Linked DNA regions of Mus musculus: region 1 is linked to region 2. Evidence: chromatin loops called from intact Hi-C (ENCODE). Cell type or tissue: left cerebral cortex. All regions are shown on one strand. Links, peaks and the distances in the headings refer to the core of each region. The heading gives the core; the rest is flanking DNA.

Region 1 (7,609 bases), core at 3,367-5,866, 180 kb after region 2:
AAAACAGGAACTGCATAATTGACAGTGTCTCTCTTTTTGTTTGACTGCCAAAAAACTTAGAGCTAAATTTAAAGCTCAGTAATGCCAGCTCTGTAGCGACATAGCAGCTAAATGTCTGTGCTGTCTTGTTACTTGGTCCCAATGTTCTCCTCAGTATTTTTCAGGTGCCTACTGCCTGAAACATTCCATGGAAAACTATACAGTAAATACATTAGTATGATAAATAAGATGCCTGGTGGCTTTACAGTACAGGACAGGTAAAGTTCTTAGACAAGTCACTGAACCTCGGTTTTAATATTCAAAACAAGTATTGCTGTCTTCCCATGGCGCAGCAGCATGAGGAAGGAATTTGGCCAGTTCAGTTGTAAGGAACCACACTTTTGTAAGAAGATCCCAGCTGTAAGCATTGAGCTATTTTTGCTCTAAACATTTGGAGTCATCACTATGTGTTGTGCAAACATGAAGAAAGGTGAAGGGCAGAGAACAACCCTGGATAGTATTCTGTCCTAAAGAGAAGAACACATTGTTGTCTATGTATCTGAGAGTATGGATGTCAGGGCAGGGGAGGGGGAATGATGTTATCTATAGCCTGCTGCCCCTTCCAGCCATACTGATGCCAGAGTCCCTTCGAGAAAAGTATATAAATTGAGAGAAGAGTTTCACTAAATTACTCATGATGCATTGAGATCATAAGGCTACAATTAAATCACTGGGCAAAACTAAACCTCCTCTTACTGTCTCCATTTACTCTCCTCCTTTGTGTTCTTCAGACTGCTGCAGTCTCTGGGTTGATTGACCCTGGGCATCTTCAGAAATTTCATTGGCAAAATTGAATGCTGGCCTCCTAATGGCCACCTCCAACTTCTCATTTTACCAACTTTTTTGGAGTCCCAGTGTTCATCATGTGTTCTTGTGGTTTCTTTGGACTTGCAGCACTCTGCTCTCTGAGACTGGTTCTTCTCTTCCCTCTTGCTGGTCCCTTTACTGTAGCCTACCCTCCAGGACAGAGGAAAACCAGTTCCATCTTGCACCTCTTCTCTTTTGAACACTGAACTTTAAGATGGTATGTGTTTGCTTGATAAGTTATAAATGCTAATAATAGAATAATAGTGCATGCTAATTATCTACCTTTTAAAAGTTGAATATATTCACAGTTACTTGATGGAATTTGCATTTTTAAAGACCTTTTAGAATTAGAAGAAAAGGGAACTGAAGTTGGAGAAGTGCATGTAAGTCTAGACATACCGCTGACTTTAAACACACAGATAATTTTATCTGAGTAGTCAAAAGAATTGTCCTATCCATTCCTGGCTAGTCTTCCTCATGGAGCCTGGTAACACTAAAGATTCATCTCTATTTCAGAATTTTCTTTAGATTTCTGATGTGAGAGTTCTAACAGGATCTTGATAATAAATATACCCTGGAAATTGGGACTCAAATTTATCACATCTCCTCATGTTTCTTCTTTTCTGCTCAATAGTATACTTAGGAGTGGTCTAGATACATTTTTCCCTCATCACATCAGTCCTGTGGCCTAAAGCTTATCTATGTCTCTATGATTTGTTAGGTCTTTCACTTAAGTCCACAGTCTAGTCACTACAGCATCACCTAGCAAGTACATTACAGCTCAGGTGAACAGGCCTATTCCCAGAGTGCCCCACATGAGTGTTGGGGATGGAGTTGAGGTCATGTATTTCTAACAAATGACAAGGTAACACAGAAGCTCTAGGCCCAGAGGTGTTAAAGATGATGGCCCTGTTCCTTCTACAGTGTACTGTTCTGCAGCCACTAGATGTGTGTGCCTACTGAGCCCTTTAAATATGGCAATGGCAGTGGAGAACTTGGATCCTGTGGTTAAACAGTGATTTGGCTTTCGCTGTGGCTAGTGGATAAGTATTCGACTGTATCTCTCTCTCTCTCTCTCTCTCTCTCTCTCTCTCTCTCTCTCTCTCCCCTCACTCCTTTCTCTCTCTATGTCTCTGTCTCTTTTTCTTTCTCTCTCTCTTATTGGCAGGCTGTTTAGGACAAGAATATATCCAGATGTTATCTCCATTTAAAATTTTCTGATTCTTCCAGGCTAACGGTGGATTATAGACTGAGCCAGGTAAGTTTTGGGGTGAGTGTACCCTGAGATCAAGTACTTATTGCTTTCACTTTCCTTCTCAGTCTCCTTGTCTGACACTGTAAAGCATTTTTTTCATAGTGATGACAGAAAGTGATTGACAGAATGCATTAATTATAGTTATAATTACAATGATTAACTGTAACAATAATTATTAATTTAAATATCTGTGTAAGGTTTTACAAACCGCTTCTTAAGTCTGTGACAATCTTGTTTTATAACTAAAAGTTTTACATTTTGCTTTATACATTAACTTTTCAATTCTCTGAATTGTTTGTATTTCCCTAAAATACTTCAATATCATTCATGCTTTTAGATTATATTATATAGTATTGGTCAATTTTGGATTATTTTTAAATATCTGATTTTTTGTTACATAAAGTAGAGAAAATCTACCATTTCCATCATATCCACTGTTACCTTTATTGTCCACAATGATGTTTTGCTAGGATGCATTCATGTAAAAGCATATGCTCTTTCAGTTTGTTTGTCAGGACCCAATACTTTGCACATTGTAGGCATTAACACTTGCCGAATGTACAGAAGGTAGATCTTATTGTTACCTGATCAAAAGAAAATGATTCATGTCTCTGTTTCAAGATTGTTCTAACTAGCTATATTACCTCATGTCAGCCAACTGGCTTTTCCACACTCACAGAGAGAGAATAGGGTAGAGGGCCTCAAGAGTTCATTCACCTTTCATATATTTTGCATAGATGTTTTAAGACTATAGCATCATTATATTATTTACTCCTTCTCTTTGCTCTCTACAAATACTCCCATGTATCTCATTTGTTCAATTTGTGATCTCTTTTTCTTTAATGGTTTATATACATGTTAAAAATAAATATATATTTAAATATATATTCTTAAATATATAAATATAGCCTGCTGCCAGTATTCCTTAGTGGCCTGTGGTTCTTGGTGTAGGGATGGGATTTTCCCCTATTGACCTTAGCATGTATCTTCTTGTTCTTGTTTTGGTCATGCTCAGGTAGCCATGTTGGTGAGACCTCATGTTAGACAATTTTAGGAGGCACAATCTTACAGCAAACTTCCTGTTCCTCTGTCTCTTACAATGTCTTGTAATGGTCCCCAAGCTTTAGGTGCAGGAATTGTATGGTGGATGCATTGTGGACTAGGTTCCAGATCTTCACATTTCAAATAGTTGTTGTTTTCTGTAATGGTCTCTATCAGTTACAAAGAGAAGCTTCCTTGGAGAGGTGTCCAGAGATTTTTTTTTTCAAGTTATTCCCTCCATTTCCTCTGGTTCTGTGTTTATGACCAATTGCAAATTGTAGAAAATTTGCATGTGTACTGAACACATAGACTTTTTAGTGTCATGAATAGGGATTCATTAAGCATTAAGCATAACATTTTTTATAAAGTTCTATAGCATTTTTATTGAACTAAACATTGAAAGTATATCAAATGAGTTAGTTATGGGATGATGTGCCTAGGTTATATGCAAGCATGATATCATTATAAGTAGGGTATTTAGCAGCTGTAGATTTTTTTTAATCTGCAGGGGATTCTGGACCCAATTTAATGAATATCAAGGGATGGGTTATATTTTTTACCCCAATATTTAATTATGTAGATTTTTTTAAAACTAAGAGGTTTTAAATTACTACTTTGTCTTAAAATATTCTCAAATATTTACAGAAATGTGAAATGCTGAAAGTGAGAATTTAAAACAAAGCTAGAAGTCAAATAGTTGGCAAAACATAGAGTGTACTCTGGCAGCAGCAGGTATTTGGAAAGGTAGAATTTAGGGACCCTCCCAAGAGGGGAAAACAACAGAGTTTAGAAAGCAGGACTATTCCTACTGTAGCTAGAAGAGCTCCATTGTCAGGAGCTGCAGTTTGTTCTTATCCAGCAGGAAATAGAGAGCCATAGGAGTACTAATGTGGTTATAATGTTTTGGATTAATCCTATCAGAAGAGGTAGAATGATACAGACATTTCAACACTATCCACAGGACACTGGAAGTCTGAATTAATAGGGTGAGAAAAAATGTAAGGAAGATAAGGAGACAGAAGTTATTGTAGTGGACAAAAATAGGGTGAGAAAGAGGTGAAGAATTATTCATGCCCAAACACCAACAAGGATTAAGGCATAAGTGCAAGTAATGTAATGAACAAGAGGCACCAGAGAGAAAAGATTTGTGGAATCTTCAATGAAGTTAAATGAGGAAAAATGGCAGGAAACCAAGAGGGTTAGAATAGGAAGTGAATGGTGTGATCTTCCTGTTTATTGGTGCCACAGATAGGATCTTAAACCCTTTAGTTATGACTCAATCATGTGCCTATGAAGGAGGAATCTAAGACAGACATTCATAGATAATTCATAAAGTCTTTAATATTGCTCTTGGGGAAACACTTCATTGTTATTTTGAGCATCCACAAGAAGTCATCTTGTCTGAAAGACGTGCCTGTTTTGGCCATCCAAAGGCTTTTGTCTGATTGTTTGTCTTTGTAACACATTTTAGATCCCAGATTAAAATGATAGTGAAATGGAAAAAGTCGCAAGAAAAAAACTTTAGAAAATTCTGGCTTTATCCCTCTCTCTGTTTTCAAATACCCAGAGCTGTAATTTGATAACCCAAAGCCAAGAATTAGAGAGACAAAATTGGAGGTGACATCTGGGTCTGGAATGTTAACTGAATGATGCGATGTATTTCCCTTCTGAGGGGAATTATGTATTCTCTTTGGCTGTATACCTCAGGCTAAGATTGGACTTATGTAACAGTTAGATGACTGGAGGACACTGTATCTCAAATATCTATGCATGTTACTTTCCACTCCATCATCCCTGATGGTTTTCTGAGATAGAAACGGGAAACCTCATTGACTTTTTAGAAACAAAAAGCATGGAAAAAATGACAAGCATAAGAAGTTTTATGTGAGCATATGGTTTCATTTATTTTGGGAAGATGCCTGGGAAAGGAATTGCTGGTCATGTGTTAAGTATATACTTAATTTTAATGAAATGACCATACTGCTTCCCAAGTGATCCTACTACAATATATTGACATCAACAAGGGATAAAAGTTCTGGATTATTACATTCATATCATCAAATGGTACTGCCAATATTTTTATATTGAAGTGATTTTGGTGGGTATGTGGCTTTAATTTGTATTTTACCACTTACTTAGATGTTGAGTATTGTTTCTTAACTGAGTATATAGACACTACATTTCACTTTCTAGGGAAGAGTACAGTCATTTGCTCATTTTTACTGAGTTGTGTTCAATGTTACTGAGCTGGAAGAGTTATTTAGCTCCTAATACAAGTCTTATTTTACAATACAGTTTCAAAGTACTTTATTGCAGCCTACAGCTTCAAATTTCATTTTCGTAAAGCCATCTTCTGAAAATGAGAAATTTATCATTTTTATGAAATTTAATTTCCAGTTATATTTTGTGGATCAGGCTTCTTGTGTCACATTCAATAAGAATTTGCCTAAATACTAAAGTTTTACCCCCTGCTTTGTAAAGTTTTCTAGTTTTGGATCTTATATTCAGGTTTTTGTTCTATTTAGAAATTATTGTCATGTCTGACATGAGCCAAAGGTCTAGGGTTGTTACTCTTTCTAAGGAATATTCCATATTCCTAGCAATTGTTGGAATGGTTCTCCTTTCCCCTGATTAGCCTTGTCCTTTGTCAAAAATACATTAATTGTGTGAGAGTTTATTTCTGGACTCTGAAGCTCTGCTGCCTCACCTGTGCTTGTTATGGTATAATTTTATTCTTCTGGTTTCTGTAGCTTTATAGTTAAGTTTTGAACTATGTACATTCACCAAATTTCTGTCTATTATTCAATTTTTGGCTCTTCTAAACTTTATGCTTTTCCATATAAACTTTTAGGATCAGTTGATCAGTGACTGAAAAGCAAAGCAAAACAAAACAAAACAAAACAACACGTTGGACAAATGTCATAGGATTGAATAAAATATACAAATAAATAGTCACATGAACAACACTGTTTTACAGTTTGTGAACATGGTAAATCCTGGGGTGTGTGTGTCTGTGTGTGTGTGTGTGTGTGTGTGTGTGTGTGTGTGTGTGTGTGTGAGTGTGTGTGTGTGTGTACTGGAGATGGGTTGTGGATCCTGGGCTGGGTATTATTTACTCACAAACATGCTCTCTCCCATACCTCTTTCTACTTTCTTCCTGAAACTTCCATTTCACTTATCTTGGTATGTTTCATATCTTCTCACATGTTTTTGAGGTTATTTTTGTTTAATGAATCTGTGTGTGTGTATGTGTGTATGTATTTTCAGCAGATATAATCTCTATTGATGTGTCGCTCTGCTCACTGCATTTGATATCATATCAAATGTGTTATCAAATATAAGCAAAGTCATCATATTGTTTACTGTACCTTTTAACTCTTCAATTATTATCTGACTCCTTTATATTTGTGTTTGGTTCAATTTTATTATCAAAACTCCCTATTGGTTAAGTCACAGTAATGGTATTTTTCTTCAGTTCTTTGTTAAATATATCATCTGGGTCTACTCCAAGTCATTGCTATGGCTATAGCTCCTTTTTTCTCTGGGTATTTGTTACCTGTTCCTGATTCCTTGGATGTTTAAGCAATTCTCCTTGAGAAAAGAAACCTTGGAAAATATATTGTGGCAATTCTGAATTCTGGTTTATTTTTCTGATTATGCTGTTGTTATATAAGTAACTTTCATACATTTAAACTATTCCATATTTCTAATTTTGGCGGTGGGGAGGAAAGGATTTATTTGACTTACAGGTTATAGCCCACCAGCTGGGAATCTAGACAGGATCTGAGGGTGGAAACCTAGGAATCAAAGCTGAAACCAAGGAGAAATGATACTTATTCGTCTGCTCTCTATGATTTGCTCAGTTTGTTCTTTTCATGATCCAGGGCCATCTGTGCAGAAAACGCAGCACCTACAATAGGCTGAGCTATCCCACATCATAGTGTATATAAAAAAACAATGGCATCTCTGGTGTTCAGTTCTACTGCAGAACAATTCATAATAGTTGAATATGGGGTCAGGATATGGATAGGTAAAAATTCAAAACACTATGAAATATTCTGGGAATAATGGATGAGAGCCTATGCAGAATCCTATTTGAAGAAAGCATGAGTACATGGAAATTATCTGAGTCCCTTCAGTCACTTACCATTGTACTTGCAGTTTTTGTTTCACATAGTTTTCAATAACCGTACTTATATATGTTAGTGGGATTCAGAATGATACTTGAAGAACATATTTGAAAACACTGTGTTCCTATACCCCATATGCCTCCCAATTTCAAGCCATCATTTTAAATTTTAACGTGATTTTAATAGCCTTCTCTGTGGTAGTTCTGTAGCATTCACAAATCATATCCAATCTCCCTTTACTTACATACGCATACAATTATTACTACTCTCTAATAATTACTGTGCTGCATTTATGTCAATTTTTTCTTTTAACTTTCATATGTAGTAGTTACTTGTC
Region 2 (7,609 bases), core at 2,192-4,691:
ATCATATCAACTGATGGATAAATAATTAAATGTGGCACATATATGTGTGTATGCGTGCATAATAGAATTCTATTCAGCTGTACAAAAAATGAAATTATAAAAATGTCTGGAGAATAGATAGAACTGGAAAATATTAAAGGAGGTAACCCAGGGTCAGAATAATAAATAATAAATGCCTTGTGTTATTTTGTATATGTGCAGCTTGGCTGCTAACTTTTATATGTGCACACCTATGAGGCACTGAATATATATATATATATATATATATATATATATATATATATATATATATATATATATATAGTCTTGGAAACTAGAAAGGGACCATTTGAGTGGATATGGAACTAGTGGTTGGTACAGTGATCATCAGAGAATAGGTGGTATGTGAATGTGAATCATTTATTTATATCTCTAATGGTCTAGGGATTACAAAAAGGCTAATCACACATTTAGCATCTGATTTGCAGTGATTTTATTGTGATGAACTTATTAATAAGCAAAATTTCATATCCAGATATAGCCAGAAATGAGCAAATACTTTTCACTTACAAAGAACTTCTACAGTAGATGTGGGTGTTGTCTTCACAGTATACTCTGTGGCTCAAATTTTCCCATGTAGCTCGCCTGTGACCTACTCTTCACAGAGCCAGTCTTCTACGGCTTATTCTCCAATTGTCAGTCCTTTGTATCAAGAATACCTTTTAACACTGACATTAACTTTCCTCAAGTCGCAAAGGTCAAAAGTCCAAAGGGCAGAATGGAAATTAAGCAAAACTTGTCTGTGGGAATAAAACTCATGTAGCCACTGCACAGCTGTGAGCATTCTCCATCACCTATCGTTGCCTGAAGTCCTAAGTGTAACCTTAGGACTGCTGCTTACTCCCCATATTTTGGAGACAGGAAACTTGATACCCCAGAGACTCAGAAGTAGTAAGGTTCTGGGTGTTCTTGAACCCTACTGCAATACTGTTATTTTTTTCTACTCTGGGGTAATGGACTGGAAAATGTAATTTCCTTTATGTCTTTATGTATGTTTCCCCTTATGAACACTTAAAAATTCAGTCAAATCACTTCTCTTACAGGAGGAGGCTTCCAAATTTTAAGTCCCTTGATTTTGGAGTGCTGCTGCACTCTCAAGAGTTCCTCTAATCCTTTTACTAAGGTATATTGTATTACTTTCCTCCTTTTCAAAATAGATAGTCTGATTTCTCTGACACCCAGAGTTTATTTTTATGCAAAGTGAAAGCCAGAGAACAATTTTATACTACCTGCCTTCCAGGCCATCATGCTTGTGTCCCAGTGCTGTAAAACGATACCTTTCCCCTCCACTGGGGTGTGTCAATGTGGGGGATGACGTCCAAGATCTGTCTATTCCTCCATCAGTACTGTTTGCTATCTACCATTTTGTAACATATTTAAGTCCTCAGAAGGACTCTTCTCCTGTCACTGATCTTGGACTTTAGAACATTGTTTCTTGCTATTTTTATACACCTAACTCCACGGTTCTGTTCTAAAACTTGACTTTATAGAAATGGCCTATATGTGTATATGTTGAACAAACAAATAAAACAAAATCCTTTGGGATTTTGGACAAAGGGATTTAGATGCTGCTGTAATTACAATCTTCTGTAAGTGAAAAAGACACTATGAATCTCATTATCTGGTACAGAGCTGGGGAAATTGACCAGGAAGGACAAATGTAAAAGACAGTGCCCACTGAGGTCTATGTTCTCTCAGGTGCATTGAAATGCTCTAGTGAGGTGGTGTTAGGTGGGGACACTGATGTGAGGGATATAAGAGGACATAGACGATTATTATTCATGACTCTGAAAGCATGCCTTCACTAGCCATCTTTTCTGCTAGTATACTGGCCTTGGACTTCACAGGCTCTAAAACTGGGAAGTTGAAACATTTGTTTCAAATACCTCGCCTGGGGTGGAAGTGATTGCTCAGCATTTAAGAGCAGTTACTATTCTTTTAGAGGACCTAGGTTTAGTTCCCAAAACTCATATGACATCTCACAACCATTCATAATTTCAATTCCAGAGGATCCAACACCCTCTTCTGATGTCCATGGGTACCAGACATGTAGATGGGATACATTCATACATGCAGACAAACACTCATACACATAAACTAAAATAATGCAAATAAATTTAAAGATACCCAAACCATGGAATTTTTGCTTCAGCAATCAGAGGGAAGATCAGGGAGATCTACAGCTAGTCCTGTGTGACTTTCCTCATGGAAGTATGAACAAATGTTCATTTACGGCACCAAAGTTATGATTCTACTCAAAGCTAGCTTGGTGAAGTAATGATTTTTTGGAGGTACTTATGAAAGCGTGGTTGAAGGGTCACTTATAGGAAAAGGGGTTTGTAGGGCTTATGTTCTCATGCTAATTATGTTGCCCCAAAACCTGTTTAAGTTGTCTCCCACTTAGGCTAAAGGAAGCCTGTCCCCAGTTGACTCTGATTGGGAAATAAAGTTGCCAGCAGCCAATAGTTGGGCAGAGAGACAGAGGTGGGACATTTAGTAATCCCAGGTAAGAAATGAAGAAGAAAAGAAAGGGTCTGCATCGAGAGGGCCATAGGACGAGCCTGAGGGAGAGACAGCTGAAATGTACATACATGCAGGGGGGAAAGCAGCCCCATCGGGAGTGCTGCTCAGAAAGAACAAGGGCAGTAAGATAAAAATACAGATTTAGTAAGTGTTGACTCAGGACGGCTGGAGGGGAGTGTGTGCTAGCCATGGAGAAGTTTGGAAGTGCCTGATCATTGACCTAGTTAAGACATACTAAAATATAAATGTTGTATGTGAGTGTCTTTCATTCATGAGTCCAGAGCTCTTGGGCATGTGCAGAGCTGCATGAGCACTTGCCAAGAAAATAGAGCTTACCTTTAAATGTTTACCACTACCTGGGTTACTTAAGGAGCAGATGAATTGGAAAGCCCAACCCTGAATGGATGACAAGTCACATTTGCTATATCCCTGAAGGACTCTGGGATCACCTTGCAGACAGCTTTATTTAAGAATTCTCCCCTCTTCAGCCATTGATTGTTGCTTTTATAGACACGAGGGGAGGACATTGACCCACTTCCTTTTCTCAGTCGAATTTCTTTTATCTGCCACAGGATGCATCACAATTTGTAGAGTCTGTAACAGTAGACTTTTTGGTTTTGAAACGAGTGTGGGAGACTTCTATCCTTTCTAATCATTCTCTATGAAATTTTTCACTGAAGATCTACACTGAAGAAGAGGGAAATATATGGACCTGAAGATTCTGTCATTTTCTATTTCACCTAAAACTTACATGGAAAACTAGCAAGGATTAAAGCATTACAATGGAACTTTATAATATCTGCTGCTTTGCCTGCCTTTTTGCATCCCTCCTGCCATCTCTGTACACTCACCCACTTCCTTCTGTTGTCTAGAAACAGGATTTTGCTCAGAAGTCCTGGTTGGGCTGGAGCTCACAGTGTCCCAGCCTAGCCTTGAACTTTCACTGACTCTGCACTTTCTTTGTCTACAGAGTTGGGACTACAGATGGGATTTATCATGCTCAGCTGAGAATATGTTTTGTTTATGCAAAGAGTAAGCACTGTTCATATAGTCATAGGTACTCTTTATGTCTCTTCTTTGCCTTTTCCTTTTTTTCCCCATTGATAAAATATCTTTTCCCATCTGGAGAGAGCTTAATCTTGGCTTTATATCCTTTAGCAGCAGTAACACTTTTGGAAGCGAAGGGAGGAGAATGAGATGTCCCTGGAGAAATTGTTTTCTTAGCCAGTGGCTGCCAGTTTTAGAGAAAACTATGTTTGTCTCCACAGTGACGGAGCAGGAGTGTGCAAGAAAACCCTCTGAGGGTTTGCTTGGATAACAAACATTATGCATCATGGGTCCCAAGTGCATACTTACTTAATGCCAAAAATTTGAAAAATATTTCCAGACAAGTAAGAAGAGGCAGATAGCTTATAAATTAAAATGAATGAATATTAACTGTGGGTGAAATTCAGAGCCTGGGTTTATTTTCCAAGGGCTATATTTGAATAAAAATATCTCTGCTATCTCATGTTTAGTACTAGTGATATGTATCTGTGTTAATTACTTTCCATTTATGTGAAAGACAGTTTGAAATGTGCTAAAATGTGAAACAAATGCATGCAGATTTCCTTCATTTGGGCCAAAATTTTATGTCCTATTTTCCAAAAATATATTTCTTCCAGGAAGAAGCCAAGCTATGTGGCCAGATATGATAAGAGTCTGAATTGCACGCAGCTATTTATAAAGTACTCTGTGTCTGCCATCTGCTCTCCACATTCATCTCTTCTGTGTCCCTCTTTCCTAAGATGCTAGCTGTGACTCGGGAGTGAATGTCACATCTTCCTCCCTGTTTTTATTCTTGTTTCAGCTTAGATCCCTTTCGAGTATCTGAGATCACTTGAGGATTGTCTAATGAAGTTGCAGGCACCCACTTCCTAAGTTTATATTTGCTCTTTAGGTTTTAATTTTTGTTCTTCCATTGGATCAGCAACATATATCTGAAAATATTTTTCTTGCTTCCACTCTGGCCTGAAGGACAACACTCCTGAAGGCTACCAGAGGCCTCTCCAGGAGCTAGGACACCACCAGGACACCTTTTCCATACAACTTACCAGTGCAGGCTTATTGCCTAGTGCTGGGCTTGTCTCTGTTCCCTACAGCAGTTTATTCAACTAAATCTAAATCTAGTGCTAAGGTATTGAATTTTAGAACAACATGATTTTTGTTGTTGTTGTTATTACAAAAAGCAATTGCCTTATTCTATTTGGATGTGTAAAGTAAGATTAATGGCAAATGGTTTTCATAACGGTACATAAAAATAGAATTAGTTAATAGATTTTTACCAATGTTTGTGATGAATTCAGGACATGGAAAAGGGAAGCAAAAGAACTAATAAAAGACTTACAAAAAGACAAAATCAATAACAGTCCTTCTTTTCTAAATATTGGGTTTTATTAGCACCATGATAACTGTATATTAATTTGCACTGACTGTCATAACAAAATACCAGAGAAATGGACTCTTAAACAAATAGAAACCTTTAAGTCTCAGAATTATAAGTGCAGAGGCAAGGAGACCACAAATTTAAAGCTAGCTTAGACTTTATAACAAAAGCCCACTCACAAGACAAGACCAGGATCCTGGAGAGATAGTTCAGGAAGCACAGACTCTTGCTATGGGCTTATAAGTCTCCATGTCTGCATCTCCAGGGAAAAGCTGAGAGTCAGCATGAATCCAGAGATAGAAAAAGTGGCAGGACTTTCTGGCTGCCAGCCCAGAATCAAGTTGAATGAGAGAAACTTCCTCAAAGGAATAAGGCAGAGAATGATGTTCCGGCTTCCATGTGTTCCTGGGCCTGTAGTCTCTCAAACACATCTGTTGTGTCCGGCCAGCAGATCACAACATGGGTTCTAGCCTGGAAAGGCATTTTGGAAACCTGGAAGAGAAGAGGGGCTAGGTGGGGAGATAAAGAAATGTAGCTAAGACAGTCATTCTGATCAAAGCTCAATTTTACTGTTCCTCACGCAATTATAGAGCAGGGGAAGGGGGCCCAATTCCCACCAATTCGTCTTGGGGTCCAATAGCAGGGTGACCACGTGCACGGCTCCGAACAGCAAAGCGGCAGGTTCCAGCTGTGGGCATGGCCGAACGATTGAGCGGGAAGCTCCACCCCTGAGCAAGCAGGTTTCAGGCTGGGGGAGGGGCAACTACACACATCCATACATGTACCATATACATATGTACATGCACACACACGCATGAACAACCACATACAGCCACATAGCCACATGCAGTCACATACAGCCACATAGCCACATACAACCACACAACCACATAGCTACACAGACACAAACACAGGAACAGACAGACAGATACACACATAGATACACACACACACACATTCAGAGAGAGAGAGAGAGAGAGAGAGAGAGAGAGAGCCACATGGCCACATACAACCACACTGCCACACAGTTACACAAACACAAACACAGGGTCAGACAGACAGACAAACACATACACACATATGTTCATACACAGATGAAGAAAAATAAAACTAAATACACAAAAATCCTCAATAATAAATCCAGAAATTTCATTTTTGATGTATTTGTTTTTTTTGATATTATAATTATATCATTTCCCCTTATATATCTTCTCTCCAAATCCTCTTATGTACCCTCTTTTGTTCTATTTGATAACCATGGCCTCCATATATATAAAATTAACTACACAAATATAACCTCCTTAGTCTGTACAATGTTACTTGCATTCCCATGTTTTCAGGGCTAAACATTTGGTATTGGGCAACTATTTGATGTTCTCTTTCTTGAGAAAGACTACTTATACTCTAAGTATTCCTTTGTTGCCTGTATTTCTTTGTCATAGGTTGAGGCATCCTTAGTTTTCCCCTGTCAGTGTTAGCAATGTCCATTTGCATCATTTCTGTTCAGGGAAATGTTTAGAAAGCCATATTGGTAAGACATTGTGAGTGTAGTTTCTCACAGCTTTAAATCAAACTCCCTGGTCCTCTGGCCCCTACAATTTTTCTGCTCTCTCTTACACAATGAAGTCTGTGCTTTAGGTTGAGGAATTGTTTTATAGATGTATTAATTGGAACTGAGCTTTACAATATTGCATTTTGATTGGTTGTGACTTTCTGCAGTGGTCTCTATCTGTTGCAAAGAGAACTTTCCTTGGTGTAAGGTAAGGACTACACTTACCTCTTGGTGTAAGACAAATATTTAGGATATAGTTAGGGAGTATGATGGTTCCATGGAGTGGTGGAGTTCTCCTCCATGATCCATCATTTCACTAGCCTTGATTTTGACTAGGTTTCCAGTACAAGGCATAATTCCCCTCTCATTGGTTAAGGTCTAAGTCCAATTATGGACCTGTGGAAACTACCAGTGTGTGCATCCTACTATTATTACTCTTAGGGTTATTGTTCCATGCTGGTTGATGTGTTTTATGGGTGTCATAGCTGGGTAGAAATAAATTTCTTGGAAATGAATGAAAATGAAAACACAACACAACAAAACATACAAGACATACTAAAGTAGTTCTATAGGAAAATTTAGAGGTCTATGTGCTTCCCTTCAAAGAACAAAAACATCACAAATAAATGAGTTAATGATACAACTAAAATAATTGGTGGGGACTTGAGCTAGCTAGCCCAGAGGATGTGAGCATGGCAGAGCTGATCCCACCCATTTCATGCTGTAGCACTCCGGAAAGCAGGCCCTGTACATCCGCCGGGCAGCACAGTAGAGCTGGCCCTGGTGGTGAAAGTGGAGGAGGGTCAGCTCTGTGGGCATGGGAGCAGGACAGCCTGCCCTGCCCCTTGCTGGCTACAGCATTGGATAAGATGGCCAGAGCAGTGTTGCAGAGCCCAACCTAGTGGTATGAGTGCTGGAGAGTTGGCAGGCTGACTACCTCAGCTGCCACACAGGTCTAGATGCAAGACTTTGAGTTAGTCCATACCATCATCTACCTCATTAATGAGCTGCTTGAGTGCATGGAGTCCTACTAATGCAAAGCTGCAGGATCTCTACAACACAGGGCTACA

The links. A loop is a pair of places that touch in the nucleus more often than their neighbours do. Peaks named below come from ENCODE experiments on the same cell type or tissue, not always from the same donor. Only the 100,000 strongest peaks of a DNase experiment are listed, where the experiment ranks them.
Region 1: it touches region 2 in a loop (4-fold over the local background); 3 of 42 quality-filtered maps call a loop at or near these places.

The regions. Positions count from the first base shown.
Region 1 is chr1:3,292,765-3,300,373 of GRCm38, forward strand. All of the region lies in intron 2 of Xkr4 (X-linked Kx blood group related 4), which reads right to left. Among named protein-coding and RNA genes, the nearest start is that of Gm26206, 190 kb to the left of the region's middle. In left cerebral cortex, for the core only: no CTCF peak of the experiment used is centred there; a DNase peak (open chromatin) is centred at 4,873.
Region 2 is chr1:3,116,211-3,123,819 of GRCm38, forward strand. No RefSeq gene overlaps it. Among named protein-coding and RNA genes, the nearest start is that of Gm26206, 18 kb to the left of the region's middle. In left cerebral cortex, for the core only: no CTCF peak of the experiment used is centred there; DNase peaks (open chromatin) are centred at 3,467, 3,764 and 4,319; H3K27ac peaks cover 1,315 bases.